2 separate regions of the Homo sapiens genome follow, and region 1 is linked to region 2. The links are chromatin loops, found by intact Hi-C in ENCODE. Cell type or tissue: Panc1. All regions are shown on one strand. Each heading gives the region's core, and the rest is flanking DNA. Links, peaks and the distances in the headings are about the cores only.

Region 1 (16,819 bases), core at 5,404-13,403, 120 kb before region 2:
TCCGAAAGCTTTCAAGGGATTTCATGAGACTTACCAAATCAACTGGACACCAAAGTTTGGCCAAGATAACACATAAAATTAGCCATCACAAAGACTAAATGAAGGTAAGAACAGTTATACTCAGCGCGACCCCGAAAAATCCTCCTAAAAATACAGTTCCGATCTTTTTGGGTATTTAGGGGCTGGATTGTCTTGGGCTGATGGAAATATTGCTAATCAAATGAGATTCTAGTGCAGATGAAATAGATAGTAATTTCTTTTTGCCATACTACAATAGCATTTTGTGCTTCTTACACTGGATTTGCATATCTCTTTATGTGGAATTGTTCCAATATATGTCGTTGTCCACTCATGACGTCTGACCTTCATAAAATCCCAGAATGCAGCATATTGACCTAATGTTACAAAGTGCCCAGACTTTGTTACACTTAGATTATTCAATTTTTTCAACATATAAATTATTTCCATTATTTATTTATTTAATGCTACAAATTATCTGTAATGTGTCAAGTGTCATGTTCTATGTTTAAAGTTAATATGCAAATGTAATACTGCAAAGTTGGTAGGTGAACTACAATACCAAAGATCTGTATTTTAAAACCCTGAGGGGCTGTACTGAAAGCAATTATATAATATAAATCTAAAATTTAAAAATTACACAAAAATTATAATTATCACAGTTCCATCCTTAAATATAAGAAAGGTGACTTCTGTAAACTACTGTGATCTACAAAAAACTCATAGATTGAGATATAATTAAAATTATATTAGCACATATTTCAGCCAAACAAAATTACATGAAACTTAGTAAACCTACAGATAGGTTGATCAATTATACTTCCTTAGGTTTATAAACTCACTTTAAATGAATCTAAAAATCATATAAAACATTGACATATGAATGTGCATTTTAAGGAAAAAAGTGGTCATAATATATTTCTAATGCCTCTGAGGAAGGTACTGGCACTTAAAGTTGGTTTTAAATATTTTATAGTGGCCAGGCGCGGTGGCTCATGCCTGTAATCCCAGCACTTTGGGAGGCCAAGGCAGGCGGCTCACAAGGTCAGGAGATTGAGACTATACTGGCTAACACGGCGAAACCCTGGCTCTACTAAAAAAAAAATACAAAAAATTAGCCAGTCGTGGTGGCAGGCGCCTGTAGTCCCAGCTACTCGGGAGGCTGAGATGGGAGAATGCCGTGAACCCGGGAGGCAGAGCTTGCAGTGAGCCGAGATCTTGCCACTGCACTCCAGGCCGGGCGACAGAGCGAGACTCTGTCTCAAAAAAAAAAAAAAAATTATAGTGACCCACTACAGCTATTGGAATAATCTTTGTCAATCTATATGTGATTGATTGAGGTTGAGTTTGAAAAATTTCAGGTAGTTCATGGCACATGTATTTCAACACCATTTTTCCAAGTCATTGGATACCTACCGTGCATTTTCTGTATTTTCAGCAGTAATATTGGCTCAGCCTTGAGAGTTAAGAATGTAAGTTGATATAATAGAATAACAATTTTAATTATTTAATATTTTTAAATACAACCCATAATACATTTATCGAAGCAAAATTTTAATAAATATTTTTGAACATTTTTGGCTCTTAAAAATGTCTTTTAAGTGATCTTTTTTTAAATTTTAAATTATTTGTCATTTGTATTATAGTTTTGTTAAATCTTTAAATTGTTTTTAGCATGAGGTATTACAGAGTCATTCACTCGGTTATTAGAATAAAGTATTTGTTATCAGAGTTAATATTTAAAAACAAAAATAAGGAACAACTCAATGTGATGTTCCAGTATGTGCTAATAAAAATATACACATCACAATAGTACCCACTTTCTTCCCTAAAAATATTTGCATTACTATGTGAGAATTTATAAAGACAACAATTCCCATTCACTTAAAATAATGGATGTTGAACTAAATCACAGAGGCAGTGACAAGGATGTGTTGCTGTCGCTCAAGTGAAATTCCTGATATGACACTCTCAGGTGGTATGGGCAAGCAGACCCTCTAACACCTGCCTAAAATGTAAATAAGATATGTACACAATAAAGCCCATGCTAAGCAGTGTAAATATCACGTCTAACTAATTCAACTCCTAAAAATTAATGTCTTAGAATTGACCTTTAAGCCCAGTGGTCCGATGGGAAGAAAATGCTAATTAATAATTTGATTCTTCTATGCAGTGTTATAACACTGGCAACTATTCACTTATTTTGAACACCCAGCCTAGATTAAAGTGGTAATCTCTATGTGTAAGGTAAAAAATAAATACTAAAATTAATAAAACTACAGTAGAACCATGTGTGGTTTGGCATCCAGTGATAGAATATAAGTGAATATTAATACAGCTGGGCAGTGGAATAATCTCTTAGTGTAAATGTGTTATACAACTGTGAAAAAGAATACTTCCGATGCTCTGGGCATTGCTAGGTAATTCTACTCACTCTGTCTTTAGATTCTTGTCACATATATTTAAACCACTTCCCATTTGGGTACAATTTCTCCAGAGATGTAGACTAAGATTCTTGTTCCTCGTATATTCTGAAACTGCATGTCAGATACTGTGACTAGATTCAGGCAACGACTTATCTTCCTGAATAAGATGAAAGGGCTTTTCAAAACCCCTTCAACCAATTTTAACCACCACTGTAAGCTTCTGCATAATGGCAGGTATTCTGGAGTTGTTGCAAACATAGTCTGATCCAACTATTAATTCTAATTTGTTAATGCCCTGTTTTTCCTTTTACCTGATCCCCTAAAACTACCTTATTTTCTGACCATTTCTGAGGCCTGCTGGCCTGCTTGTCTAGTTTCCATCTAATTTGTAAATCCCTAAGATCATTAATTAAGTTATTCATTCACTCAACACGTATTTCTTAAGGACCCACCATGTGGAAGTGTATATGTAAATATCAATTCTTGCAATTATCTATTGTTCCATCTATCCTCCTTCCATCCATCATTTATCTGGCATCTATCTATTTATCTACCCTTCTAAATACCTATCATCTTCTAATACTTTCAAGTTATGAAACATATAGTTCTTTTTCATTTTGTATCAAAAGATGGCATCTACTGGTGATATTTAAAATTACTACCAAAGTAAATGAAATTCAAAGAAGTTTCTATTTTATGACAACTGAAAGTAAGTGTGGAAACAAGAAGTCCTCCAAAAAAATCAGAGATAATTATGACATAAGGAGACTTTGGTCAGAATGAAAGTAAGTGTCTTTTGTGCTTTACATTTAATTTACAACTATACCCTCTTTGTTAATACAAGGCATTATAACAATCATAATATTTTGCTCCCTAGAAACACTGACTTTTCTTTTCCCATAGTTCTCTGTACATTTTTGTCTTTTAAAGACCTGATTATGTCTAGATAAGTCTTATAAAAATAATACAGAAAAACACACGGAAAAACATAGAATATTTTACCTACTTTTATATAGTGTCTGGCCTTTACTAGCATTTGCTTCCTGAATCAAATGGGTGATATTCATGCAAGAAAACAAAAAGAGCAATGACAAAAATCCCAACTAACAGGACTAATGACACAATAACATAATTGGAAAATAAAAGTAAAATATAGTTTTTGAGAAATTTCAGGGAGAACTACAAAGAGAATTTTAAATTTATAAAAGGGGTTTAGCATGAATTAAACTGTAATAAAAATTGGAGAGGCTGAATTATTAGAGGGCCACAAAACAAGAAGAGCAAAAGAATATATGAGAATATTTAGCAAGAGTATGTGAAGTTTGGTGTGGTTGGAAATATGTGTTGTTCAAGATTGAATGGGAATTAAAGGTAAAGTGAGAGTCTTATTCAGTCAATGGAGAAAAACTTATAGTTAGAAAAATTCTGTTTGTACATAGGCCAATATAGCAAAAAGAGGTGGAAAATTAGCAGTACTTGGGATAATATGTAAGTTATATTATTTGTTCCACTATTAGCTGACTAACCGAAGAGTGTCATCAGAAAATTTAAAAGTAAAGAACAGAGATGACAATTTAGAAATTTTCATAAAAATACAAGGTTAAATTCTGTACCAATCAACTGGAAACTTACATCTGGAATCTAGAAGAATGATCAAAGTCAGAGGTAAATATTGGGGAGTTATTAGTAGATACACAACAAATTATCTTCAATATTAAAAAGGAAGAATAAGTAGTGGCTAGAAAAGTATAAGGACTCAATTTGGGGTCATGACTGTCATTATTTTTACTTTGAGGGAAATTGGACAGTGAATAAAACTATGAAGTGAGGGAGCAAAAAAACTGAAAGAAAAGAGTGACAGAAATCAATGGCAAGGTTTTCCTACCTTTCTTCTCAATGTTAATAATCATTAAATCAGTCATAAAAGCAGACATTTTCTTTTTTAAACTATATTTTTATTGTGGTAAAATACATATAGCATAACATTTGTTATTTTAATATTTTTTATTTGTACAATTTACTGCCACGAATTACATTCATAATGTTGTACAACCATCACCACTATCTAGTTCCAAAATTTGTTATCAACCCAAACCCTCTACTGTACTCATTAGGCAACAACTTCCCAATTCGCTTTAACCCCAGCCCTTGATAACTTCTAGTCTATATTATGTCTCTATGAATTTTCCTATTCTAGATATCTCATATACATGTTCACTCTTCTAAAATATATGTTTCTTTATGTCTGGTTGATTTCACTTAATATATTGTTTTCAAGGTTCAATCATGTTGTAGCATATATCAATGCTTCATTCCTTCTGATGATTGAATAATATTCCATTGTGATATATACCCCTTTTATTTATTCTTCTGTTCATAGATGCTTGTGTTATTGCTACCTTTGTGAATAATACTGCTAAAATATTGATATGCATATATTTGTTTGAGTCCCTAATTTTATTTTTTTCAGATATACACTAGGAGGGAAATTGCTGGTCATATAGTAATTCTATGTCTAATTTTTGGAGAAATCACCAAACATTTCTACAGCAGCTACATCATTTCACATTTCCACCTACAACGTACAAGAGTTCCAATTTCTCTGCATCCTTGCTAACGCTTGTTATTTTTCATCTTCCTGATTATAGCTATCACAGAATTTTTGAAGTGGTGTGATTTTGGTTTACATGTTTTCCATTTTCTATTTCTTGAGCATTTTTTTTTCATGTGCCCATTGACCATTAATCAATCTTTTTTTTTTTCTTTTTTTTTTTTTTGAGATGGAGTCTTACTCTGTTGCCCAGGCTGGAGTGCTGTGGTGCCGTCTCGGCTCACTGCAACTTCTGCCTCCCAGGTTCAAGTGATTCTCCTGCCTCAGCCTCCCAAGTAGCTGGGATTACAGGCACCTGCCACCATGCCTGGCTAATTTTTTTATTTTTAGTAGAGATAGGGTTTCACCATGTTGGCCAGGCTGGTCTCGAACTCCTGACCTCGTGATTTGTCCACTTCAGCCTCCCAAAGCGCTGGGATTACAGGTATGAGCCACCTCACCCAGCCCATTAATCAATCTTATATGGAGAAATGTCTATAGAAGTCTTTTGTCCGTTTTGTTGATTAGGTTCTTTGTCTTGTTGAGTTGTAGAAATTATTCACAAATTCTGAATATTAACCTCTTGTCACATATTTAGTTTACAAATATTCTCTCCCAATCTGTGGGTTGTTTTTACTTTCTTTATAGTGTCCTTGGTGCACAAGTTTTTTTTTTTTAATTTAATGAAGTCAAATATGCCAATTTTATCTTTTGTTGCTTATATTTTTAGTATACTTAAAAATTATTGCCAAATCCACCACCATGCAGATTTGTCCTAATTTTTTAAAGAAGTTTGTAATAGTGACACTTAAATTTAGATGTTTTATCTGTTTTGACTTAACTTTTTAAATGTGGAATAAGGTAAGGGATTGACTTCAATCATTTGCATGAAAATATCCCATTTTACCAGCACCATTTTGCGGAACAGACTGTACTTTCCACATTGAATGGTAAAGTCATGTATTGAAGTCTCCAACTACTATTGTAGAATTACATATTTTCCTTTTTAATTCTTTCAATTTTTGCTTTATATATTTTGCCTCTATTGTTTGGTATGTATACCTTTAAAATTATTTTATAGTGAAACTTTCAACAATATATAATGTAGTTTTTTCTTTTGGAAACATTTTTTATTGGAAATCTATTTTATCTGATATGAATATAGTCATTCCAAGTCTTTTGTGATAATTGTTAATATAGAATATATTTTTTCATTATTTTACTTTAAATTTCGTTGTGTCTTTGCATCTAAAGTGATTCTTTCATACACAGCATATAAATGAATAATGTTTTCTTTTTCATACATTCTGCCACTCTCTTAACAATCTTATAAAAATTACCTCTTTTTGAATTGTATGTGTATTATATATATTTACAGTTATCATTTTATGCATGTGTCTTTTAAATCATATAGGAAAACTATGAAGAGTTACAAACAAAAATACAATGAGGTTGGCTTTTTTACTTACCTACATAGTTACCTACACCAATGTTCTTAATTTCCTCATACAGCTTCAAACCACTGTCTAGGGCTCTTTTATTTCAACTGGATGAATTTCCTTTAGCATTTCTTGTAAGATAAGTCTATTAGTAACAAGTTCCCTTAGCTATTTTTTTTTAATACTTGAAGGACAATTTTGCTGTATGTAGAATTCTGGGTTGACAGTTTTGTGACCCAAACCCTGGACTATTTACAGTACTTTATATCAACCCACTGCCTCTGTCCTCCATTGTTTCCAATAATAAATCAGCTGCTAATTATATAAAAAATATTTTGTATCTTACTTTTCTCATGTTGTTTTTAAGTTTTTTCTGTGTTTAGCTTTTAATGATTTGACTATATTTTGCCTGAAATTTGCCGAACATTTTTAATGTGCAGTTTTATGCCCTTCATTAAATTTGGGAAATTGTCAGCCATTATTTCTTAAAATAGTCTTTCCAACTTATTTTCTCATAGTCTTCCTTCTGGGACTCCCATAATGAATACATTGGCCTTCTGTGTAATGTTCCACAGGTCTCTTATGATCAGTTCATTTTTTAAAAAAATCGTTTTTCTTTCTGTTTCTCACACTGCATAAATACTATTGTCTATCTTTAAGTTCACTGATTATTTCTCCTGATTGCTCATTCTACTGTTGAAACACTCTTGCGAAGTTTGTGTTTCACTTATTATACATCTCTAAAGAGAAGTATATTATACTTTTCTTGTCTGCACTAGAAATTCTATTTGGTTCCTTTATATATTTTATATCTTTATTTTGATGTTGTTATCACATATATTATTTTGCTGGTTTCCTTTAGTTCTTGTCTATAATTTCCTTTAGCACTTTGAGCAGTTTTAAAACATTTGATTTAAAGTCTTTGTATAGAAAGTCCAATGTTTGTGCGTCTTCAGGGCCTACTTCTGTGAATTATTTTTTCCTTTGAGTGTCCAATACTTTCTGATTTCTTTGTATGGCTTTATGATTTTTGGCTGAAAATTGGACATTTCTAAATTTTAATGGACTAACTCTGGCAATGAGGTATTCTCTTTCCCCAGGATTTGCTATTTTGATTATTCTAGGCTTACTTTGTTTTGGCTAAGATTTCCTTGCATTACAGGGGAATTTTTACCTGACTTTTATTGACTCAGCATTCAATTATTGCTCTAAGACTTTGACTGTTTTACAAACTTAAGACAGAGTTCTCAATGTTTCTGATATGTTTATTATATTTCTGATGAAACACAGGAATTCAGAGCTTCCCACTCCACTATTTCCCTGGTGCCACTCCCCAAAGTGGGCATTTAAAAAATATTCAATCAGTCCTTCTTCCTAGAAATGACGTATGGATCTTTATTTGCTCATATGATTATATTATTCCTAACATATTTCAGCAGAACTTTAAAATTATAAAAGAGCTGTTTATGTTCACTCTGTAATTGCATTCTTAGCTAATGTTTATAATAAGAGATTAACAAATAAAGGTAAAATAAATGAGTAAATTTGTTTTTTTGCAATAATTACTTAAAGGCTAAACTTTTTGATCACAGTGAAATGTTGATTTACTTCAGATTTCTATATTTTAGATTATTGAGGGCATGATTTGAAGCCAAAATACATTTATTCCCATATAAAATATGAAACAGTTGTTTTTTTTCTGTTGGGGCTTATTGAAGTAACAATTAGTATGTCTTAGTGGTAAAAATGTGCATTTACAATTTTAAAGAAAACATAAAAACATACTTTAACTCCTGGCCATGTGATATTAACTCTTATTTCCCAGAATGCTTTTAATGTGATTTTTCCATCTAAGAATTATTTTGTATTTACTTTTATATTTAACTCCCAAATACCAATCAAAGAGCAACTGGGCCAACAGCATTGTAACAAACATCATTATCAAGACAAAGGAATCTACATGATGGTCTTTAAAAAAATTCACCCCCAAAGAAGTTATGTTTAAAAAAAATCAGTTTGATTCTTTCACCAACATTTGTTACACTTTGGGTTTTCAAGTTATTTCTGGGCTATACAGTTCTTTCCAGACTACCCTGTAGCAATTTGAGGGTCTAGTATCACTTTGTGTTGGGATCCAAAGATCCAGAAGAAGCTTAGCGCTGTGAGTAGACCACCTATGAAACCATCACAAAAGCTTAACCCACCCTTGATCCCAGAATTTTTATGAATGCTTACTGAAGAAAATTCTCAGGATGATTCAGAGGCCTCTCATAACTTCTGCTCCAAGATGTCGATAAAGAACCTTAGTAACTTGACTGTCAATTCTGGTACCAAATTCCCAACTTGTCTTCATCTGTTAGAAGGTTTACCTCAACAACACGGTAGAATAGAAATGATTTTCCAGGGTATCAGAGATGGCTGGCCTTACAGGGGGAAAGGAGTAAGAACACAGTTATCTGTGCAGAAAGAAAGGGTGGTAACATTGAGATACCTGTTAGTAAACAGATTTTCTCAGCTTCAAAGAGAGCTAACAGACACGGGGCTTAAAAGAGTTCAGATTGAATTGAGAAGGGAACCATTCAGATCTGGCTGCACTTTCTGCATGCACTAGGAGGGATCCTTCTGAGAATGCTAGAATAGGGAATTATGACACTGAGCAGATTCAGCCATCAATTTTATTCTTGTACTTTTTATTCTTGCTGGTAATATTATTCAGCAGTTGAGAAAGCTACTCTATACTATTACAGACTGTATAACAATAATTTTGATAATGAGTTCTGTTACGTATTTTTCTTCATATATCTTTTCCTTTCTACCATGATACCAGTAATTTATAAGGGATCTGTATAGTTTGAATGTATTTGAATAACTTCAATATACTTTAGCTCTACTGTTTGATTTGACCAAAGAAGCATCAATAGGTCCTAAGTGTTCCCATGTGTCTTAGAAGCCTGAAGTCAGTGAGATGTAACCCAAGGTCAAGAATCTGTAACAAAGTAACTTGGGGAAAGAAAACATTGGGTAGTTTGGCAAGAGCATAATAATTTGATTTTCTGGCTTTCAAAAATTTGAATTGCAGTAAAAGAAGACTTCCGTGTGTTATTTTTTTTCCATCTTCAGTAGCAAGTAAATGTGTGCATAGAGAAACAATAAAATTGATATATTCAAGTATTTTTAAAAATCAAATGTAGAAAAATAAAGCCAACCTTTACACTTACTCTATATATTCAAGAAAATACTTTGAAATGCCCAGAGAATATGTGTAAAATGTGAGATGAAGCTATTATACCACAAGATGGCAGATTAAGGCCACTAAACTGATATTTTTTGCAATAGTAAGGTTCTATTTTCTCTTTCATATACATGCTGACTTTTTATAGAACTTTTAATAAAAAGAATACAAACTATGCATAATTTGGATGTAAATTGATCATTAGAACTCCAGTCTATGGCAATCATTATTTTTCAATTGAAAATCTCTCTCCAATTTTGCTTAAGATATAATAAATATTTTGTTACTTAATTAAAAGTTATTTTATGTGATTTAAATATCCCTGTAAGGATTTCTATGAAAACTTTAAACTATTATGTATTCAATAAATATCAAGGTATATAAAACAAACTTTGGCTTTATTTCTGGATAAAATTGATTTTTTGACTATCCTTATGAACCATGAGACATTCAGAGCTACTAAAAACAAATAAAAATAAAAACAAGAATTTTAAAAACATCATTACTTTGGTATCAGCTTATTTTAAAATTATGTTGCCATTGTTTAAACTTTCTAATTTCTGCATTTATGATCCTTTCTAATCTTGAATACTAAGGCCTCTGATACCCTCTTATGGCCTTAAGTTTTGCTTAAATGTATGATGCAACTGTACTCTTAATTAGTATCTGCATTGTATTTGACATACCATCACAGAATCAAGGAAATTACATTATAGATATAAGAAAATCTATAGCAAGAAGATAATGGTGCTTCCAGATATAAATCGCAACTGGTGGGAAAGTTCCTAAGCATAAATAAAACCATATATTCAGGATAGCAAGACGTCCAATGGGGCTTTGTCATAGAATATTCATGTGATTATCATAGCTGGAGAATGAGGCTGAGAATATGTTTTGAAGGACAATCTATTCCCCCCAAAAAAATACCTGGATGATCTCATTGATGTTAGAAAACTTAAAAAAATGTTAAAATAGAAGATTATTATAATTTGATTTAATATTTATAAAAATCAAACTTCCAACCCTATGGAAGATGATGTGGACTGCAAAAATTGCATTAAGCAGCAGAATTTGGCTCACGGATATACAAATTAGGAGCCTTTTCTATTATTCCTCATAAAACATAAGGAAGAATTAAAAGGTGCCTGAGATACTGAAGTAATTGAATGGGGAATTCTTAATTAATCAGCTAATTATTTAAAAGATCATTTATTCATTTAAGAAATTAATTGAGCACCTACATTATACCATGTGTATTTTATTTTATTTTAAAATTCTATTTATTTATTTGAGACAGAGTCTTGCTTTGTCGCCTAGGCTTGAATGCAGTGCCATGATCTCAGCTTACTGCAGCCTCCTGAGTTCAAACAATTCTCCTGCCTCAGCCTTCTGAGTTCAAGCAATTCTGCTGCCTCAGACTCCAGAGTAGCTGGGATTATAGGCGCCTGCCACCAGGCCTGGCTAATTTTTGTATTTTTAGTAGAGGCGGGGTTTCGCCATGTGCCAGGCTGGTCTGGAACTCCTGACCTCAGGTGATCCGCCTGCCCCGGCCTCCCAAAGTGCTGCGATTACAGGCATGAGACCCTTGCCCGGCTGCATTTTTAAAACTTGGAGTTACAGTGTTGAAAAATAAACGAAGTCCCAAGCATTACAGAGCTTACTTACTACCTGGAATATATCCACACCAGCACCTCACACCCCATTCTCAGGAACATATTTTAAAATGTCACATTGTGGAGGAAACAAGAAATAAGTGAGGGAGCTGTTTGAATATTTTTCCTGTGATGAAACGTTCTAGGCAGAGGGAACCAAAAATTGCAAAAGCACCAAAGCAAAAATAAACTTATGTGTTTTGGATACGTTAGAGAGACCAAGTTAGTAGACAGAAAATAAAAAAAAAAATAAGATAACTTTTAAAATGAACTAATAATTTATGAGTCAGCATTGTGTCGCATTGGCTATATAGGTATGAACAAACATAACCTTTTGTTTAGAGAGAATTTACAGTCTAGGGAGGAACTTGCTATATTGAAAGAGGAGTATAAACCAATGTAGGTAAAAAGAAATGTCCAGGAATGTGAGGAAGCAGGAGAGTCAAGAACCGCGTCTTCAGTGGTTTCTTGCTAGAGTCAGCTGTTTTTTAATAATCCCATTAACCTAGATAAAAATGCCAGGAGAGAAATGCTTATTGATGAGGCATGATGGAAGACTGGCAGTAATGACTGCTGCTTTTAAAACAGAAATTGCCAGCCAGGCGCAGTGGCTCAGGCCTGTAATCCCAGGTCTTTGGGAGGCTGAGGCGGGTGGATCACGAGGTCAAGAGATCAAGACAATCCTGGACAACATAGTGAAACCCCGTCTCTACTAAAAAGACAAAAATTATCTGGGCGTGGTGGTGCACGCCTGTAGTCCCAGCTACTCGGGAGACTGAGGCAAGAGAATGGCGTGAACCCAGGAGGTGGAGCTTGCAGTGAGCCAAGATTGCGCCACTGCACTCCAGCCTGGGCAACAGAGTGAGAATCCGTCTCAAAACACACACACACACACACACACACACACACACACACACACACACACAGAAATTGCCAATACTATGGAACTACTTGAGAAAGATATTAGTGAAAAATTAATCTTAGAAGAAATAATATATATGAAATTTTTAAAATACAGCATATAATTAGAATAAGGGAACCACACTGTCCTATAAGGTTAAAGGTTAAGAAAAAAGAGAAAGTTGCTTGGAATATATACCCACTGATACAGGACCTCAAGATGAGTAGGATTTTGGCAGAAGTGAAGTATGCTAGGGAGAGAGAGTTCCTCAAGCAGGAAGAATAGCATCGAAACAGGCATTTTTTTAAAGTGCAGGAGACTGGCTGTTTTAACAACAAATGATTTGCTTTTGCCTGATCATAGGTTATAGATTAGATTAATATTTTATTACAAATTATTTATTTAACTAGGGCAGTCTCTCATTAACTCACTTAGCAATCTTACATTTTCATCAGGCCTGCCTGGTGTCAATATATTTTCAACTTAATTTTTAATTGAGGTGTAGTTACATAAAGTAAAGTGTACAGATCTTAAGTGTTCAATCTGATGAGTTTTGACAAATGTGTAGCCATTATACAAAATAGATACTGTAAATTTTCATCTCCTCCAAAAAAATCCCTTGCTCCCCTTTCCAATTAGTCATCCATCATGTCGCTCTGCTGTCCCGCCTAAAAAGCCAACAGTTTCTTCTTTCCGAAGATCCAGTTTGTTAGTTCGTCCGTTGTAGAATATCATGTGAGTAGAATCATGGAGTGTTTTACTATTGTGTTTGCTCAGCATGTCTTGACATTCGTCCACGTCATTGCATGAAGTTGGATTTTTCTGGGATTTTTTACAATTACATCTTAAAACATAGATGAGCTTTTTAATCTGTGACTTTGCATTATGTTTTTAATGGTCACTCTAGAATTATACATCCTTATATTTCCACAGTTGACGTAGTGTACTTTGTTAACTTTGTACTATTTCACATAAAATGTAAGATCCTAGCACTTTGGGAGGCTGAGGCGGTTGGATCACGAGGTCAGGAGATCAAGACCATCCTGGCTAACAAGGTGAAATCCCGTCTCTACTAAAAATAAAAAAAAAATTATAAAATAAAATAAAATTAGCTGGGTGTGGTGGCGGGCGCCTGTAGTCCCAGCTACTCGGGAGGCAGAGCTTGCAGTATGTGGAGATCACGCCACTGCACTCCAGCCTGGGCAACAGAGCGAGACTCCGTCTCAAGAAAAAAAAAAAAAAGTAAGAATAAGTACATTAACTACCTCCTTCATCCTTTTGCTGTAGAATCAAATGTATTTTATCTGTATATACTATAAACCACACAATACAATGTAATGATCTTTGCTTTAAATAATTATATGCATTCCAAAGAAATTATTAGAAAAATAGTATTTTATGTTTATCCACACTATGTATTATTTCCAGTGTTTTTTATTCTTTCCTGAAGATCTGTGTTTCCATGCTGAAGAACAACTTCCTTTAGCATTCTTTGTAGCACAGATCTGCTGGCAGTGAATTCCCTTAGGGTTTTTCTTTTCTTTTTTTTTAAATCTAAAAATGCCTTTAGTTTGTCTTCATCATTGAAGGATATATTCACTGAACATAGCATTCTGGATTGACTGGCTTTTATCAAGCACTTTAAAGATATTATTCCAGGGACTTCTGGCCTTCATAGTTTCTGATGAGAAGTCAGTGATGCTTCAAATCATTCTTCCCTTGCTTGTAGCATGCAATTTTTCTCTGGCTGCTTTCCAGAGTTTTTCTTCATATTTGGTTTCTAAGAGTTTAACTATGATGTACCCTAGTATGATTTTCATTGTATTTTTTTCTCTGCTTGGAATTCACTGAACTTCTAAGATCTGGAAACTTATGTCTTTTACAAAAATTTGAAACATTTTCAGCCATCATTATATTTTTATGCACCATTCTCTCTTTTTAAATATTTTTTTCAGTAGCTTTTGGGGTACAAGTGGTTTTTGGTTACATGGATGAATTGTATAGTGGTGAAGTCTGAGATTTTAGAGCACCTGTCACCAAGTAGTGTAATTTGCACCCAATATATATATTTTTGTCCCTTTCTCTCCCTTCTACCCTTTCCCGTCTGTGTCTCCATAGTCCCTTTTGCCTTTGTGTACACTTAACTTAGCTCCCATTTATGAGTGAGATCATACAGCATTTGATTTTCATTCCTGAGTTACTTTACTTAGAATAATGGCCTCCAGCTCTGCCCAAGTTGCTGAAAAAGACATAATTTCATTCTTTTTTATGGCTGAGTAGTATTCCATGGTGTATGTATACCACATTTTCTTTATTTATTCATTGGTCAATGGGCACTTAGGTTGGTTCCATAGTTTTTGCAGTTGTGAATTGTGCTGCAATAATCCTACACGTTCAGGCATCTTTTTGATATAATGGCATCTTATTTTGCTTTGGATAAGTACCCAATAATGGGATTGCTGGATCAAATGGTAGATTTACCTGTAGTTCTTTAAGAAATTTCTGTACTTTTTTTCCATACAAGTTGTACTAATTCTTATTCCAACCAGCAGTATATAAGCATTTCTTTTTTACCATATCCATATTAACATTTATTATTTTTTGACTTTTTAATAATGATCATTCTTTCAGGGTAAGGTAGATTGTGGTTTTAGTTCGCAGTTCCTTGATGATTACTGATGTTGGGCATTTTTTCATGTTTATTGGTCATTTGTATATATTCTTTTGGGAAATGTCTATTCATGTCATTTTCTCACTTTTGATGGGATTTTTTGTTGTTTTTTATTTTTTGTTTCTTGCTGATTTTAGTTCCTGGTAGATTCTCGATGTTAGTCCTTTGTCACCTGCAAAGTTGGCAAATATTTTCTCCCATTCTGTGCATTGTCTGCTTACTCTGATGATTACTTCTTTTGTTGTACAGAGGAGTTTCAGTTTAATTAAGTCCCTTTTATTCATTTTTGTTTTTGTTGCATTTGCTTCTTGGGGGTTTAGTCATGAATTATTTGCCTAGGCTAATGTCCAGAAGAGTTTTTCCTAGGTTATCTTCTAGGGATTTTACAGTTTCAGATCTTAGATTTAAGATTTTGATGCATCTTGAGTTGATTTTCTTATAAGGTGAGAGATAGAAATCCAGTTTTATTTTTCTACATGTGGCTAGACAGATTTCCAAGCACAATTTATTAAATAGGGTTTCCTTCGCCCAGTTTATGTTTTTGTATGTTTGGTCAAAGATCAGTTGGTTGTAGGTATTTTGGTTGGTTTATAAGTATATTCCTAAGTGTTGTATTTATTTATTTGCTGCTACTGGAAAATGAATAGAGTTTTTAATTTATTTCTCAGCTAGGTTGTTTTTGGTGTATAGCAGTGTTACTGATTTGTGTGCATTGATTTTATAACCTGAGGCATTACTGAATTTGTTTTTTAAATCTAGGAGTCTTTCGGGGGTATCTCTAGGGTTTTCTACAATTTATTTGTTATACAGTTGAGATGGTTAATATTGAGTATCAACTTAATTGGATTGAAAGATGCAAAGTATTGTTCCTGGACATGTCTGTGAAGGTGTTGCCAAAGGAGATTCACATTTGAATCAGTGGACTGGGAAAAGTGACTCAATCTCAATCTGGGTGGGCACAACTAATCAGCTGCCAGCTTGACTGGCCAGCTTGGCCAGAATAAAAGCAGGCAGAACAACGTGGAAAAACTAAACTGGCTTAGTCTTTTGGCCTACATCTTTATTCTGTGCTGGATGCTTCCTGCCTTCTAACATTGGGCTCCATGTTCTTCAGCTTTGGGACTCTTGGACCTTTGACCTTGGACCTTTGACCACAGACTGAAGGCTGTACTGTTGCTTTCCCTACTTTTGAGATTTTGGGACTCTGACTAGCTTCCTTGCTCCTCAGCTTGCAGACAGCCTATTGTGGGATTTCATCTTGTGAGCGTATGAGTCAATACTCCTTAATAAACTACTATATGTATATATATATATATATATATATACTCATATACATACAGTAAAGTGTACAGATCTTAAGTGTTCAGTTTGATGAGTTTTGACAAATGTGTAGCCATTATACAAAATAGATACTAGAAATTTTCGTCATCTCTGAAAAAATCCCTTGCTCCCCTTTCCAATCAGTCATCCATCATATATAAACTCCTATATACATATACATACATAAATATGAGTTTATATATAATATAATATAAAATATATGTAATATATAAACTCATATATTTTTAGGAGTTCATTAAGGAGTATTGACACACACGATCACAAGGTGAAGTCCCACAGCAGGCTGTCTGCAAGCTGAGGAGCAAGAAAGCTAGTCAGAGTTCCAAAACCTCAACCTCAAAAGTAGGGAAGCCAACAGTGTTGGCATATTCATATATATATGTGTGTGTGTACATATATATATATATAAAATTAGTTCTGTCCCTCTAGAGAATCCTGACTAATATAACAATTATATTATCAATGAAAAGCAATGGTTTAATTTTATTTTTTCTAATTTTATGCCCTTTATTTCTTTATCTTGCCTGATTGTTCTGGCTAGGATTTCCA
Region 2 (16,819 bases), core at 5,190-13,189:
GCTGTATTCTATTCAATTTATTATGTTTTGTTTTCATTTTCCACTAAATCAAATTATTTATCATTGCTGTCATGATTTCTTCTTTGACCCATTAATTATCTAGTGGTACATTTTTAATTCCCACATATTTCTGATTTTTTATTTTTTCTGCCATGTTTGATTTCTAATTTTATTGTGTTTTACTCCAGTAACATACTTTGTGTGACTAAACTTAAAAAAAAAAAAACTTTACAGTGTGATAAGACAGAAATAAGATAGCACTCACGTTCCAAAAGGGAGAAATTGGAAACATAAAATGGGTCTTGGGTCCCAAGCAACCCCAAAACCTAGCCAGGCAAATTCGATTAGGCTTTAAGGCCACATACTAATTCTCTGTGACCTGATGCTTCATTCCCTGGGTCCTACAAGGCAGTGACCCCATCTCTTAGCTCTGGAGTCCCCATTGAGCTGCCCAGACTCTGGGCCCACTGCTCTGTCCTTTCTGGCCTCTGCAACTATGGCTCTTCCCTCAGTATCATTTTTCCCTTATTTCTTTTTATCTCCAATCCTATCAGTCCCAGCTTATGGTGTCTGCTGGTATAAAATTATCATAACCCTTATCAGTCTTCCATGAAATTCATGGGATTCTAAGCCACCAGACATAAAAGTTCTCCACAGATCCTTCCCGAATAGCCCAACTTTTATTCTTGGTTTCTCGTTAGATGTTTGATTAAATCCATAAATCACATGTCTAATCTCTTTACTAATCTTAAATAATGGTTGTCCAGCCATAGCTTTAATGTTCTCTTCAGAGCATCTATTTTTCTCATCTTTTGCTGCTGCCTGGATAAGCAGAGAATTTTCCAAATCCTCAAGTGTTGGTTTCTTTTTGCTTAATGATTTATTCCTCATTTTATCTATTTTCTCTCATATTAAGCTAGTATAAGCAAGAAGGAGAAACCAGAGAGTTTGTTCCACACTGTGCTTGGAAATATCGGTTCTTTGCTAACAAATTCTACTTTCCTCCCAACGGCAGAATGTAATTCAGTCAAGTTCTCGGCACTTTATGACCAGGGTCATCTTTCCTCCATTGACCAGTAACATGTTCTTCATCTCTTTCTGAGACCTCACCAGAAGCACCTTTAGGATTAATATCTCTACCAACCAAATTGAGTGGAAAGTGTGGAGTTCTCATATGCCCTTTCAGTTGCAAACCCATTTACCAGTTACTTCTATATTAGAAGAAATGAATGTGGTACCTTTGTTATAATTTATGAGTCAATATTGAAATACTATCAATAGAAGTTCACATTAGTGTTCACTCTTTGCTTTGTACAGGCTATGGGTATTGTCAAATGTATAATGACATGCTTACACCGTTACAAAATAATGCAGATTCACTGATTCAAATTTTTCATTTTCTAATTCATAATTTGTTGTTGATGTGTTATTTTCTAATGGTTCCTTTCCATGGGTGGGATCACTGATTCTGCATTTCTTAAACTCTTTAATGCTGAATACTTTCTATCTAAATGGACTTTATACTTGAAGGGAGCCTGACTGTATTAGTTTGTTCTGACACTGCTATAAAGAACTTTCCTGAGACTGGGTAATTTATAAAGGAAAGAGATTTAATTGACTCACAGTTCCATATGGCTGGGGAGGCCTCAGGAAACTTACAATCATGGCAGAAGGGGAAGCAGGCATATCTTACATGGTAACAGGCAAGGGAGAGCAAGTGGGAAGGAGGAACTGTCAAACACTTATAAAAACATTAGATCTCATGAGAAGTCACTCACTATCACAAGAACAGCAGGAGGGAAACTGTCCCGGTGATCCAGTCACCTCCCACCAGGTCTCTACCTTGACATGTGGGGATTGTGGCGATTACAATTTAAGATGAGTTTGGGTGGGGACACACAGCCAAACCATATCAGTGATTCTATATTTTTGTCTGTTTCTGTGACTCAAAACTTTCTAGACAGCTGCTCAACTTTATGCTTTTTCTCTTGATTCACTTACACCTTTGATTGCCTATGAGATATGAATTACCTTTATGATGTTACGAATCACTTGGCTTTCCTAATAGGTATTTCATTCAAGTTCTTCTCTGAGCAATTCTTTCTGAGAACTCTGTGTAAATCAGGTTTATAGAAAGCCAGTTGGAAGGCAGAAGACATAATGCCAAACTTAAAACAAAATTTTCCCCCAGCTATCAGCTTCCTCTAAAGAAGTCTTCGCTTTCACCTAAATTCCTAGTTTATTTTACTTAGTGGGAATGCATTTTTTTTTGTAATGGAACACCCCTTTTATCTGTGCTCTAAGAGGGAAGAAACAAGAATGTGGGGCTGATTAGCACAACTATTTTTCTATATATAGATTTCTAAATAATGCCCCTGTTTACATAAATGTTTCTCACTCTGTCTTCTCTGTGGTCTGTTTATTATGAGCCTGACATCTCTTAAAACAAATGGGCATATTGGTTATTACTCACCAAACAACTGTATAGTCTTAAATTGTGGCAGTATCTAATATCTTTATTTGTAGACCATTTCTACATTAGCTTCTGTCTAACAAATAATTTAACTAAATTTCCCCAACTAAAAATCTATAGAAAAGTTACAAAAACAGTGCAATTAATAAATTTCTACTCTTCACCTAGATTCATCAATTATTAACGTTTGTCTCACTGGGTTTATATCTCATGGAATACATTTTCATACTATTTTGTGTGTTGCTTTGCTTAGTCTTACTTGCCTTTGGGTGTTTGTTTTGCTTTGTTTCTTAACAGATTGTTCAATTAAAATCATTAAGTTTTAGGGCAATTCCAAAGCCTTCGTAACACATTTTTTAAATTGGAATGGACTTCCTTTATTTCCAGTCTGCCTCTTGGGTTTATTTTTGCATCTTACTTCCATTTTTAAGGAAATATGCTTATGTCTCGCAATTACCCAGATCCAAGCCCCCTTCTATCCTCTACTGACTCTGCTGCTATAGACACTATATCTTCTCTTACTGACAGCATATCTTCTTTAACCAGATGTGTTATCATCTTGGAGTCCTCAAATACTGCCTAGTATTTTTGCTGAGATCTAATATGTGTGTTGATTTAAAAAAACACAAACTCATGAATTCTGCCAATTCATGCACTAAAAATATCAGAACTTATAGGAGGAAAAATGATATGGCACAGTAATTAAATCTTTGACAGCCTCATAATCAGGGCTTCAACTGAGCTTGTAACTATCCTAGTAATTATACAGCATATTAAAGATTCACTGGCATTTCCACCCAGAATCAGCCAGTCCATCATTTGTAGAAAATCCAAAATTTTATGCATTTTCTTTGGAGACTGTCCCTTAGGGTAGCTACTCAAAAGAAGCATGAATTCCATCACAATTAAAAATCTTGTAGAGTCTACCTTTCTATCATCAGGTTTTATTTAAGCATTTTTTAGCACAGGGAAAATATCCTTTCATCTATTTTATTTGTGTATGCAGTATCATAGTATCACCAAACAGTTTGATGTCATAAAAAGTGGTGCAGAGTTTTTGGCCACTAAAATGGTTACTATGACTCAGAAAAGAACCTTGACAGGTCTTTTCAACTTTTTTTCTTTTTCTTTTTTTTTTTTTTGGTCTTTATGTATGGTGTTGTTTAGGCTTTCTCTTTAATTATGAGAAAGGGTATCCTTGATGACTTCTTAATTTGGGTAAAATTATTTAAATCTGGGAAAATTATGTTTGAGACTTTGTAACTTCTTTTTATACCCTTATCATTTCTTTATAGGCAGTGTCATCAGAACTAATTTGCATGCACCATAGCAAATGAAGGGTATTTGATCATTCCACATTGATGCATTCTAGTTGACATCAGTATTTGGCCCCATTCCTATATGAGCAGATGATTCCTCTTACATAGATCATCATCTTGCCACTGCAGCTCCCCTTTCTGCTCAGTAATGAAAAGAAATAATAATTCTTCCAAAACAAGACTTTCATTAATTTCTGCCGCTTCCAATATAGTTAAATCAATTGGCCTTATGGCTGCTGTGCTTCCTTCTAGGACACTTTGAAAAAAATACATATGGATATTTACTTCAGTAGCAATGTGTACTATATGAAGTGCAGGTGGTTGGTTTCTAATCTGAAGTTTCTGCCTTCCTTCTCTAATAGAGTTACATTTATTACGCTTTAATTCATTTAACTACATATTTATTTATTTGTTTTAATATTGTAATAATAGTAGGAGCATTAAAATCACCGTCTTAGAAAGATTGCTTTTTTGTTTTTGAGTTCTCGCTAAATTTGTTCAATGTCATGGCAAACATATATGAAACTATTAATAACTTATGGTATATTCATAACTTTATGGATAACAATGTGTAGACTACAAAAGTATTTGGTATAACCAAGGATGAAAATAACATATGTTGTAAAATTGAGGAGGAACAGAATTGTATTGGACACTGTCATTCACTCTTTTTTTGCCTTAGGAACCCAGCTTTTTTTTTAATTATGAGAAAGCATAAACTTATACCTTGAATAGTTAATTTGGGGCCAAGCATCTGAATTCTGCCTATTGAAATATGGGAGAAAGGAGTGCACATCACTTTCCAGGTTCAGCTTTTACATTTTGTAATGCAGTATTCTCTATTATTTCTTCCCTTTGCATGGCAAAAGTGAGAACAACGTGGTTGAGATTGGGCATACCAACAACAGAAGGACCTATGGCAGAAATGGCTAATTCTAACAGCTTGCGTTGAACTCCGTGTTGTGGAAATGAATGTTTAGTGTGCCCATACAAATTAGCTTTAGCATGACTAATGCGAAGACAAATTGCAAGAGCCAGAAGGCAGAAGTATAAAGATGGAAATAGCTGATCTGGAGACACCTGGAGGAAAGAGTTGACTATATAATATTAACATCCTTTACTTCTGCCCTATTCAGTGTGGTTGGCTACTAACCCACACCATTTTATAACATCATAAATTACTTCAAATGTGTTTTTTCCACATGAGCATGCTTAATGGCTACCCACAGTTTCTGTGGATCACTATAATAGCCATGTAAAAGTGCCATCTGTATGCTTGTCAGCAACTGCTGTCCTCAAGAAGGTTTTATTTTCCCTTGTTAGTAAACTGAACTTTAATAAGAAGATATAATTAGCAACAATAAGAATCAAATTTCCAATTCTTATAATATTTTAGAAGTAAACAAACACTGATAAATAATTCTTTATTTCAGATGCCACAGACATGTGAGAAATGGAACTTTTGACAAGATCTGTGAAAAGAATGGTATTTTATTGTATTAGGATTCTCCAGAGGGACAGAACTGATCGGATATATGTGTATATGAAAAGGAGTTTATTAGGGAGAATTGGCTCACATGATCATAAGGCAAAGTCCCACAATAGGCCATCTGCAAGCTGAGGAAGGAAGAAACCAGTGGTGGCTCAGTCCCAGTCCAAAAGCCTCAAAAGTAGGGAAGCCGACAATGCAGCCTTCAGTCTGGCCAAAGGCCCAAAAGCCACTGGCAAACCGCTGGTATAAATCCATGTGTTCAAAGGCAGAAGAACCTGGAGTCTGATGTCCAAGGGTAGAAGGAATGGAAAGAAGCATCCAGCATGTGAAAAAGGAGAAAGCCAGAAGACTCAGCGAGTGAGATTATCCCACCTTCTTCCATCTGCTGTGTTCTGGCCACACTGGCAGACCACTGGATGGTGTCCACCCACATGAGGATGGGTCTTCCTCTTCCAGTCCACTGACTCAAATGTCAGTCTCCTCTGGCAACACCCTCACAGACCCACCCAGAAACAATACTTTACCAGCTGTATAAGCATCCTTCAATCCAATCAAGTTGACACCTGTTATTAACCATCACATTTATATAATGTGTATATAACACATTTATATAACATAAACTGATTTCCATTTATGAAGCATATTACGTGCTTACTACAAAAACATAAAAAAGAAGAGAATGTATAATTGAATTCCTATAAAGGGCATAGAGGTACCGAAAGAAATATCTCCAATACTTTTAGGATTCCTTACTAAATTTTATCTCTGTTTTTTCTATGTGAATTAACTCTTAGAAACTCCTAATCATACACGTTGACATAGCCACTGACAAATATCAGGTTTTTTAACCATAATACATCCAACCCCCAATCTTCTAGTTTTCAAAACAAGTCCTAGAAATGGCTTTAATTGGTTTATTTTATAACCATAAATATGGTGTACCATTGATTACTGTATCCAGTAAATTAACACCCCTGAGTTTAGGGGAAGAGCCATTCCCAAAACACAGATGGTGTGGCTCCCAGGTGGAGGAAAGCATCTGGGCAGACAAACCATCAGCAGGAGCAGGGATGAATCTTCTCAGTTTTTGGATGCAAGTTGTGCTTTCTGAGAGCTTTGTGTGTTGAGATCATCACTTAATGTGCCTCCCAGCATCTAATTTTTGTTGTTTTACTAAAAGTACATTGATTTCTCTGTGATGAACTGTTTCTGCCCACGCTAGCTCTACGCACATCAGATTAGGCATCCCTTCACCCTGGATAGGCATAATCCAAATTGAGGCTCCTTCTAAAAATGACTGATTCAAGATGAGTCAATTTCCAAGCAGCTATATTAGATGCAGTCTTGAAATTTGTAATGAAAATATAAAGAAAAATGGTATATCATTCTACTGGCCATGATAGAACAAAAACCTGAACCTACCAGTTGCAACTTTCTCTCCACTTGGAAAGAAAATGCCTGAAAATAAAGCAAACTCAGAACAAGTAGATACTAAGAGTTGAAGAAAAAAATCTGCAGGCCCAGCTAGCTACTCAGGTGGCTGAGGAGGAAGGCCTTGAGCCTAGTTTGAATTCAGCTTGGGAAACATAGCAAGAATATCTCTAAAATAAAATAAAATAATTGAAGATAAAGAGATTACTGATGATGGTTTTCAAGCATTTTGACCCAATCTTTTTAAAGTTTGACTTTTCTGTTGACTTCTTTTTTTTTCTGTTAACCAGTATGTTTATATTTCTGCTTAAGCTAGTTTGAATTTAATATCATGTTACTTGGAATTGAGTCCTCACTAATAAGTGAGGATGAGGGGAGGTTATGGTCCAATTCTCAGATGAAAATTTGAGTCTTTATTGACTGCCTGGATTTTCTTTTCATAAGCAAGTAAAGTAGGCAACACGTGATCCACAAAGACTCACCACTATGGACTATATCAACAACCCTATCCAACAGATGAAGGAAATTGGATGTAATAATAGAGTTGCTTTGGAACTAAGAATCAGAGATGATACTTAGAATGAAGAGACAGAAGTAACATGAGGTTGGTACAGCTTCCTTTTTCTTTGTCCATGACACTCCTAATTATTAAGCCATTTATTAAGAGTTTGAAAGTACCTCCACATGATATATACTTGCAGGTATTCCTGTTTTATTTTCATTTCTCTGGTCAAAATTCCTCTAGTACTATCTGAAATAACAGTATAGGTTATCCTAGATATTTGTGATAAAATATTTAGCTTATATTTTTTCATTTCTTCTACCCGGAATAGTTTACTTTCTACCTAAACCAGGTTATAAGGAAGGAAGGAGAAAGAAAGGAAGGAAGAAAGAAAGAAAGAAAGAAAGAAAGAAAGAAGGAAAGAGAAAGAAAAAGAAAAGAAAGAAAGAAGGAAAGAGAAAGAAAGAAAAGACAAGAAAGAAAGAAAAAGAAAGGAAGGAAGGGAAGGGAAGGAAGGAAAGAAAGAAAAGAAAGAAAGAGAAAGAAAGAAAAAGAGAGAAAAGAGAAAAGGAAGGAAGGAAGAAAAGAAAAAAGAAAGGAAAGAAGGAAGGAAGGTAGGAAGGAAGGAAAAGAAGAAGGAAGGAAGGAAGAAAAGAAAAAAAGAGAAAGGAAAGAAGGAAGGAAGGTAGGAAGAAAGGAAAAGAAAGAGAAGAAGGAAGGAAGGAAGGAAAAGACAGAGAAGAAGGAAGGAAGGAGGGAAGGGGAGGGGAGGGAGGGGGAGAGAAAGAATGGCCTGAAATTTAAGTCTAATTCACGGACTGTCTGAAATTACAAAAGTCACAGGTGTATTGAAGGGCCAAAATAAAGATTTTGTTAATGTTGAGAACATGTTGTATAAATATGATTATTACCACCACATATATCTTTTACAAAACTATAGTGTATCATAGTGATTCTGCAGTTTCAAGATAAAACTGTGAAATTTCCACTTTAAGCTTTTGTCTGATTTTTTTTCTTTAAAGAAAGTATGAATATGACTCAAAAGTGATTATACTGATAAATATATACTACATTCCACTATGAGCAATGCTTGTGTGCTATCCTTTCTTATAGGTTTGTTAACTGCTCAGGGAACTGATCTCTCAATAACTTATATTTTACAATAATATATGTAAAATATTGTTTAATTGTACCACTGAGAATTGAGGACTTTACCAATTCCTAATATAAGCTTAATATATAATTAGAATTTGTTTTCATTTTTTCTCCTGTACTATGAGCTGGCTAAAACTATTGTTCTCACTACTTTTTATGTTGGAACATATTAGTTTGAAACAATCCCTGATTTTGTTTTTCAAAAAAGCAAAAGCAAAAGCAACTGAGATGCTTGGAGTGTGTAAGAATGCAGTAAAATGTTCAGTTAGTTGCTAATCCACTGGAGTTAAGTGCAATCTCTGGAGGTGCTGAGCATGATCTAATACTGCAGCCTTCTGCCCAAAGAGCATCATTACAGTAACAGCCCTGCCAAATATTCTCTGCTTTTCACTTACACCTAATAATGCTTCTAAAGATACCCCTTATAATGTTACTTAGACATGCACACAGGTGCTCATTGAAGACTTTGACTTTAAAATGAATGCCATTTACAATGGCAACACATTTGGCAAACAAGTGAAAACTGAAAAATGCCAATGAACAGATTGAATAAAGTATTCTGAATATGCATTTATTTTTTTTTTCTTTTTTGATGTCATATATTTTGAAATGGACAGGCTCATTCATATATATACATCCTGCACATTTTACTTTTCATAATCAGAGACAGAATATCATAACTATCAGTCATAGGATCTTTGTGAATTTATGCAGATGGGCTGACTTCTTTGATAATTTCTGGTATCAAAAAGAAGTGTTAGGTTGCTTATGATTCCTGAAAAAGTTATTGCAGCAGCACAAATTATAACTCAGTATTTAAAAATCAAACATTTCTTTTTGTCTTTTCTTCTCATCTCTCTGTTTTCAGGCCCACGTGTTCTTCACATGGCTCTGAAAACACGGAAATGAAAAGGAAAGACAAAAAGGAAACTAGTCGGGATGTCTTCACAATTACTTATCACTGCGCACACTGAATCAACTGTATGTCCCTACTTATAAATAAACAACTGCCTGTGAACAGTAAAGCTCTTCTTTTACTTTCTTCTTCAAATTATGATGCTTTGAATAGTAATTGAACTTGGCTTCTAGAGATTATAATGTAAGAAGAAACTGTATTCCTCATTTAGTGGGAAGAATTCTCAAAATGATTCCGATAACTCACCTTTGATTCTCAACCCCTTTGATTGCAGATGGACCCTCTAAATATGAATGTCATTCCTGTGAGTGTGGCACATTATGTGGCAAAGAGAGCTTATCTAGGCGGGGTTAACTTAATCAGAGGAGCCCTGCATGAGCAGAGTTTTCTCCAGATGGTGGCAGAGAGATTCAAAGCATGAAAATGATTCAAAGCACCACTGCTGGCTTTGAAAATGGAGGGGGCAACATAGACCTTAAAAATGTTCCCAGCTCTTAATGTTCCCATACTTGACTCTATATAAGGTTTCTTTCTGACTATAGGCCCCTTACTTCCATTTTCTTAAAGCATTTATTTCAGAAAATTTCCAACTGTAAACTCTTTATCTGCTCTATTCAAATGTGAATCTACTATAATACAAGAATAGCTTTATCAATAATCTGGGAGTTATTCCTTTGACATTTAATCATATAAGGAGAAAGAGATAGCATCCTTTCCTCCAAGTCCTTGTGGGAGGGTAGGAGCCCAAGTTCAATAAGTGACAATAGGCAAACACAGGTGGCCTAATCACATTGACCAACCTCTCCACTAACATCTTCCAGTAGTTTTCCATTAACTCACTCCAACATTTAAAAATCTTCCTGTCTTTTGCTTCAGCAGAGTTAAATTCAATCCTTCTCGCATAGTTTAATAATCTCTTTCCATTATTCCAATAGTCTTGAATAAATTCACCTTTGTATATTTCACTAGTCATGTGTAATTTTTCTTTTATGGTATATAAAAACTTGAGAATGACATCTAGAAGCTGAGAGAGATGTCTGCAGACAGGCAACTAGCAAACAGGGACTGAAGTTTTCCAGCTGCAAGAAATAGATTATACAGACAATCTAAATGAGCTGGAAATGAGTTCTTCCCCCAGAGTCTCAACATGAGTTCAGCTGAGCCAACACCTTGATTTTGCTCTTGTGAGACTCTCACAGAGAACCTAGTTGAGCCTACGAGGACTTCTGACCTACAAAACTTATTTAAGCCACTAAATTTGTAGCAATTTGTTACAGAACAATAGAAAGTGAATGTGCCTTAGTGGAACCCAAGAGAATTTTAAATTCCCTGGTTTGAATATAGGGAGTATAACAGAGATTGAAGACTTTGGGGATACAGTTTTGGCCATGCCCTAAATGGCACAGAATGTTTTCTAACTACCTTAAATGGCACAGCAGATTTTGTTTTAGTTTTGTTTTTACCTAAATCAGGTACTCCAATATAAAAAAAATTTTTTTCACTGTTTTGGATTTTGATAATTTTCTGAGCCAACTTATGTATTCAAATATAATTATTATCCATTATACATAATAAACCACACTTTAATAAAAAAATTCTATTGGAAATAAGTAATTTAAATAATCATATGTATTTTAACGTGTCTGATATTGGTATATACGTAAGTTGGAAAGATTTGTTATTACTATGGCATAAAATAGGCAAATATTTGGTGTTAACTTACTTTCAGATAAAGAATACTTTTTAGAGTCTTTAAAGTATGTCCTTTCAGATAATCTGACACAGATTATCTAAGGAAACAGGAAAACTAAGAAGGCCAATTTTGAGAATTCTTCAAAATGCTTCCAAGTTTGTGTAGTATGGAATGATGTATTTTAAATCTGACAGCCTTTATAATCCTAGCACTTTGGGAGACCAAGGCAGGCAAATACCTTTAGCTCAGGAGTTAGAGAACAGCCTAGACAACATGGAGAAGCCCTGTCTGTACAAAAAATGCAAAAACTAGCTACACATGGTGGCGTGCACCCGTAGTCCCAGCTACTTTGGAGGCTGAGGTGGAAGGATGACTCAAGCCCAGGAGGCGGAGGTTGTAGTGAGTCAAGATCACGCTACTGCACTCCAGCCTGGGCTACAGAGCCAGACCCTCTCCCAAATATATATATGTATATGTACACATACATTTTATATATTTAATATAGGTGTATATATATTATTTTACATATATTTATATATATATATAAATAAAGCCTTTCAATTGCTCACGTCTGAAATCTTTTTGTTAAAATGTCATTCTTTCAGCTAGAAGACATTCCTATGCTTAGCATGGATTTTGGTCTACAATGAATGTAATTCATTAGGTAATCAACTAGAGTATATTAACAAAATAATTGTTATCATAATTACATTTAAAGTTGAGATTTTATGGCTTCATTCATGCAACAGAGAGCACAATCATCAAAACTATTTATTGAGTCATAACCTAGCTCATATTTCCAAGAATGTTACATGTTTCTTTGCTCCAAGTATTACTGTGCAATTAATTCTAGGAACAATGCATTTCAAATTGCATTGTATATTTTATTAGACCAAAGGGAACTGAAGTGCTGAACCTCTTCACACTTTACACACTAGTGTTCCTTTGTTAAAACCATTCTATAATCATGCCAAATGTTCACTTGCCACACAATCAGATTATGATCATTGAGTTTGTCATAGAGAGCCTGAGACATGGAGCCAAGAAATGATTTTCAAGCCTTCTTTGTAGCTTTCTATTGTTCCATCAGAGAACCTTCTTAGAAGATCCAGTTTTCAGACTATGCATTGTTATTTTCTTAAGCCTTTCCAAAAGGCCCCTTCATTCTTATTTTTAGATTTGGTTAAAGCTTTCCCATAGCCTTGAAATAGAAGCCCTACCGACATCATACATTTTAAATATACCAAGATGTTTTACTGTAACAATATGAGCCACATCTTTTTCTCAGTAGCCATTTTCCTTTATTCCTAATATCAAATGTAAACTACTCAAAAATGAATAATGTCTTGGCTAAAATAAGTTTTTGTTTTTGTAATCATAGTTACACTCTTAAACTTCCAGAAACAAATTGTTAGGGATATTAAACAATGCTGATTGAATTCTAGTTATTTTAATGAGGAATACCCCCTCATTCTTTTCACCAGCCTGCTATTTACTGAGCATCCACTGTATTCACAGCACTATTACAAGCACTTATGGATTTTAACTAAAAGAAATATCCATCGCACTGTTTCATGTGACAAAGAAAATGGAGCTCTAACACATTGTGTTTATCTACTTGTGTTAGATGACACTTACTGAGAAAATTAACTAAGTCATGCCTTACAGAGGTAAAAGGAAAATGAAAATGTAGTTAGAGAAATAAGGGTGAAAAATATGGTGAATTTTGGAGAACTGAGCTATAAAGTTGCCAATAAATTGAGTGATTTAAAATATGTCATGTTATTAGAAGATTACCTGACTCTTAATGACTGTATAATGAATGTAAGTTAACTTTAAAATTATTAATATTTTTCTTAGCATGAAAACTAAATGTTAAACATTCGAAACATACTTCACTATTTGCCTTATATTTGTGATTTTTTTCTACTATTCATAAGTTCATTCGCTTAATGAAATATGAGTTTTAAGTCAACTATCTGCAAAGTGTGGTGTTAGTGTGGCGAAAAAGCAAGAAATGATCCTTGCTTTTATGACTTCTCAGTATAATCAGGAAGATTGACAGCAACATAAAATTATTTAGATAAATTAGGGTATAATTCTGACATTTTCTCTAAAAAAAAATGAAAGAAATATGGAAATAGGCCCAGGATATCTTGGTTGAAGTAGAATATTTAAACTGGACTCAGAATCAAAAAGTGTCCCTGGCTAAGGAAAGAGCAATCATGAAAGACCTGAAGCAGAAAGAAAGGAGCCTTGTACATTTGAGGGGATAGAAATATACCATTGTGACAGCAGCCTCTTTCAGAATTCTGAGAATGAAACAGAAAAAGCTGAGAAGTTGACATGAGGCAGTTAGCACCTTATAGAACAGGTTAATGATTTTAGACTTGAGGCTTAAAACAGAAAATTGCTGCAGGGTTTTAAGTTTAGAAGTGACATGATCTGAGTCTTTTTATGAACACTTTGGGTATGCATAGAAATTCAATTGGTCTGGAGGTGGAGTAATTGTGGGAAGCCTATCTAGAATAGTATAGTTATAGGGGCTCAAGCTGAGTTAAGTAAGTGGCTGTTTAGATAAAGAAAAGACTTCAGGAATATTTAATATGTAGTAAAAACAGGAATATTGAATTATTAGATATGCTACTGGAGGGAAATGCAATGGTTATAAGGGCAAACTAATGGTATAAAATCAAATTAACCAGGGAGACAGTATACAGTAGGATAAAGGAAGAAAAAGTCTGTGGTATTCATTATGAAAAAACTGGATAATGGAAAGTTTTCCATAGTGGATTCAGGCCCACAGCTCTGAATTTCTATGAAAACAGCGTAGAAAATAGGTAGGAAAATGGAGAGAAGTTTGTGGAGAGGAAAGAAATGGTAACGAGTGAATGTTAAGAGTATAGAGTGAGGCAGGAAAGTGTCCAATAATTTTAGCCTCAGATGTTATTAATGAGTTGATTTAAAAATTTAGTAAAATGCTGCCAGATTGAAGTAGGCCATGAGGGAATTAGGCAAAGAGGAAGTTCGGGGTACATGGGGACAATTGTTTGTAGAAGTTTGCATGTGAAGGATGATAAATCAGTGGGAATGGTAAGCAAAAGAGGAGTTTGCCTAAGATGTTACAAATCTGTCAGGGTATTAGTGTTTGAAAATAGGTCACCCATTACATAAAGTGTTTCCAAATTTCCTAGCATTCAGAAGACACTGAGTAATGTCCCACATCAATAGCTTGACTTTTATTTATGTGTATAGTTTACCAATATTTCTGACAAATCCCAAATAATTTTTTAAGTTTCTGCAAATACCTCTTGGCCATTTATTAACTAGCTTCTCCCTCTTCTATGGTAAACTACGCCATTTTGAATCAAATGTGGATTTGGGTAACTTAAAGTACACAAAAATTAAAGTTATGGTGTTTAACAAAACTTAATAAAGGTCTCTGGTCAACATAGGCAAAGCACAATTCAAACACTGAAATTTTTATATTGCATACTAGATAATACTGGAAATTCTTAATTGATACTCCACTAGAGATCTTCTAATGTGGCCAATTTTGCTTACTTCCTTACCTGCTACCTTTTTAGAACCGCTAACCTGTTTTCTCCCAGAGATAGTCGTATTGATTATTCCCCTGAATTTGTAATCCTGTCTTTCCAATGACAGGCATTGGACCAAAGAGAAGAGAACAAAATTAACATTTTATTTTTTTCATCTCTGCTTGTAGGCTCAACTTCTATCCAACTTAAGAGAATCTGTAAAAATTCAACTAACATCAAAAACAGACAAATTCTCACATTATTAATCTGAGCAGTTTTGCCTCTCGTGGAAGTTCTCCATTCGTATTCTAGTCTATGATTTCCATATTATGTTTGCATAAACACAGAAATCATTTACTAGTTTTTGATCTTAATAGGTTTTACTCTCTATTAAAAAGAGAATGTGGCCAGGCAAGGTGGCTCCCGCCTGTAATCCCAGCACTTTGGGAGGCCGAGACGGGCGGATCACGAGGTCAGGAGATCGAGATCATCCTGGCTAACACGGTGAAACCCTGTCTCTACTAAAAATACAAAAAATTAGCCGGGCGTGGTGGCAGGTGCCTGTAGTCCCAGCTACTTGTGAGGCTGAAGCGGGAGAATGGCATGAACCTGGGAGGCGGAGCTTGCAGTGAGCTGAGATGGCGCCACTGCACTCCAGCCTGGGCTACAGAGCGAGACTTTGTCTCAAAAAAAAAAAAAAAAATGAGATTCATCCTTACAAGTAAATTTTAATTTGTCCGCTGGAAAAAAATTCAACTATTTGGAATTTCAAAACAGAAATTTTCATTTTCTTTCTATACATTATTTCATTTGCATTACAGTCCAATGTTCTACACGTGTTATTATGTTATACTTGAATCAGTTAGGGAAGTCAAAATTATTCCAAAGAGTATAATGAAAAGATGATATACTTTAAAAACATAATGGAATCTTTGGAAATAATGATAGGAAAAAGTGACTCAGAGTTGATCCTGAGAATATAAGCAAGATAAACTTGAAAAATTTCAAAGATACATTAGTACTTCTAGAGGAAAAAAAAATTGGTAGAAAACTATTAATACACTAATCTTCACCCTCAACCAGTAAAAAAATAAATTCTTTGGAAAATGAAAAAACTTTGGAGTTCATTTGCATCCTAAATGTATATCTTTATAAGTACCTATTTAAATCTGTGACTGTGATTTAACTACTGGCTACACATTTCACTCAATCATTGAATTGTACTTCCTTCAGTAACAATAAAACACAGCAGAAGTAAAAAGTTCATTTGTAACCGTCAGCGGTTGGGTTGTAAATATCAAATAGTAAGATGAACTACAGTGCAACTGACTTTACTGGAGAAAAATTTAGTGGCAATTTTGTTTACTTCCTCATAATATGTGGTAATAATTGGCCCCGTAGAACTTCTTTAAGGCCATTTATGATCATAATTAAAAGAAGTATTACTTTAAATCATTAATCTACAATCAGCCAGCTTTTATTCATAAATCAAAATGTCCTTCTCAACCTGATTGGTCTAACCTTCAGAATGCATTTTGCAAGTCCCCGCTTGATTCAAAGTGGTCTTACATCCCTAGTGAAAGTAATAAGTAAAAATTATTCTCTAACCCAGTTTCCCTGAAACTGTATTTATCTTTCTCTAAACCAACTTTTAGAAAAAATAAGTAAACTAATAAATTGTTGGTTTGTAGGAGGTAAGACAAAATGTTTTGACACATTTTTTCTTTTCTTTAATGATAGAATCAAATAGTTATTTTTGATGCTCAATGGAAGCAACCTGAATATATCACAAAACTTAATCCAGGCTCAATTTCACTTTATGTAAAGAAGGTCTAGTCTAAGCCACACCTACCACCTACAAATCAAAACTCAGTATTCAATATTTGGGCAGGAGGAAAGAAATTTCCGATAAAAATTCTGAGGTAGATTAAACAATAAAAAAACAATAAAAGTGGGACATATGGATAATGGTTAATAAGCCTTGACTATTAAAATCAGTATATTTAAAATAGAGGAATTTAAAATACAGAATCAATAACATGGTATTTTGAAGGAAAGATGGTAACAGAGTCCAAGTGTTTAGATATCCTTTTATTCAGAAGATATCAGGTAGGGTAGCACAGTTATTACAGAAACGAATGAAGACACATGTTGTTATTCTGACAGTCACAGTGGGGTCAGTAATTCCGCAGTATAAAGTAACTTCAAAATTTTGCTTGCTTGACAAATGGAAAGTTTGCATTTCGTGTACATGTCCTACGTAGATCATTAGATCAATCTGCCCTTGGAGTGACTCAGG

What was found. A loop is a pair of places that touch in the nucleus more often than their neighbours do. Peaks named below come from ENCODE experiments on the same cell type or tissue, not always from the same donor. Only the 100,000 strongest peaks of a DNase experiment are listed, where the experiment ranks them.
Region 1: a loop joins it to region 2, with 12 times the contacts of the local background. A loop is called at or near these places in 6 of 110 quality-filtered maps.

The regions. Positions count from the first base shown.
Region 1 is chr5:28,890,106-28,906,924 of GRCh38, reverse strand. It overlaps the pseudogene DPPA3P12. Among named protein-coding and RNA genes, the nearest start is that of LINC02109, 240 kb to the left of the region's middle. In Panc1, for the core only: no CTCF peak of the experiment used is centred there; no DNase peak of the experiment used is centred there.
Region 2 is chr5:28,771,242-28,788,060 of GRCh38, reverse strand. No RefSeq gene overlaps it. Among named protein-coding and RNA genes, the nearest start is that of LINC02109, 360 kb to the left of the region's middle. In Panc1, for the core only: CTCF peaks have their summits at 8,517 and 8,718; a DNase peak (open chromatin) is centred at 8,720.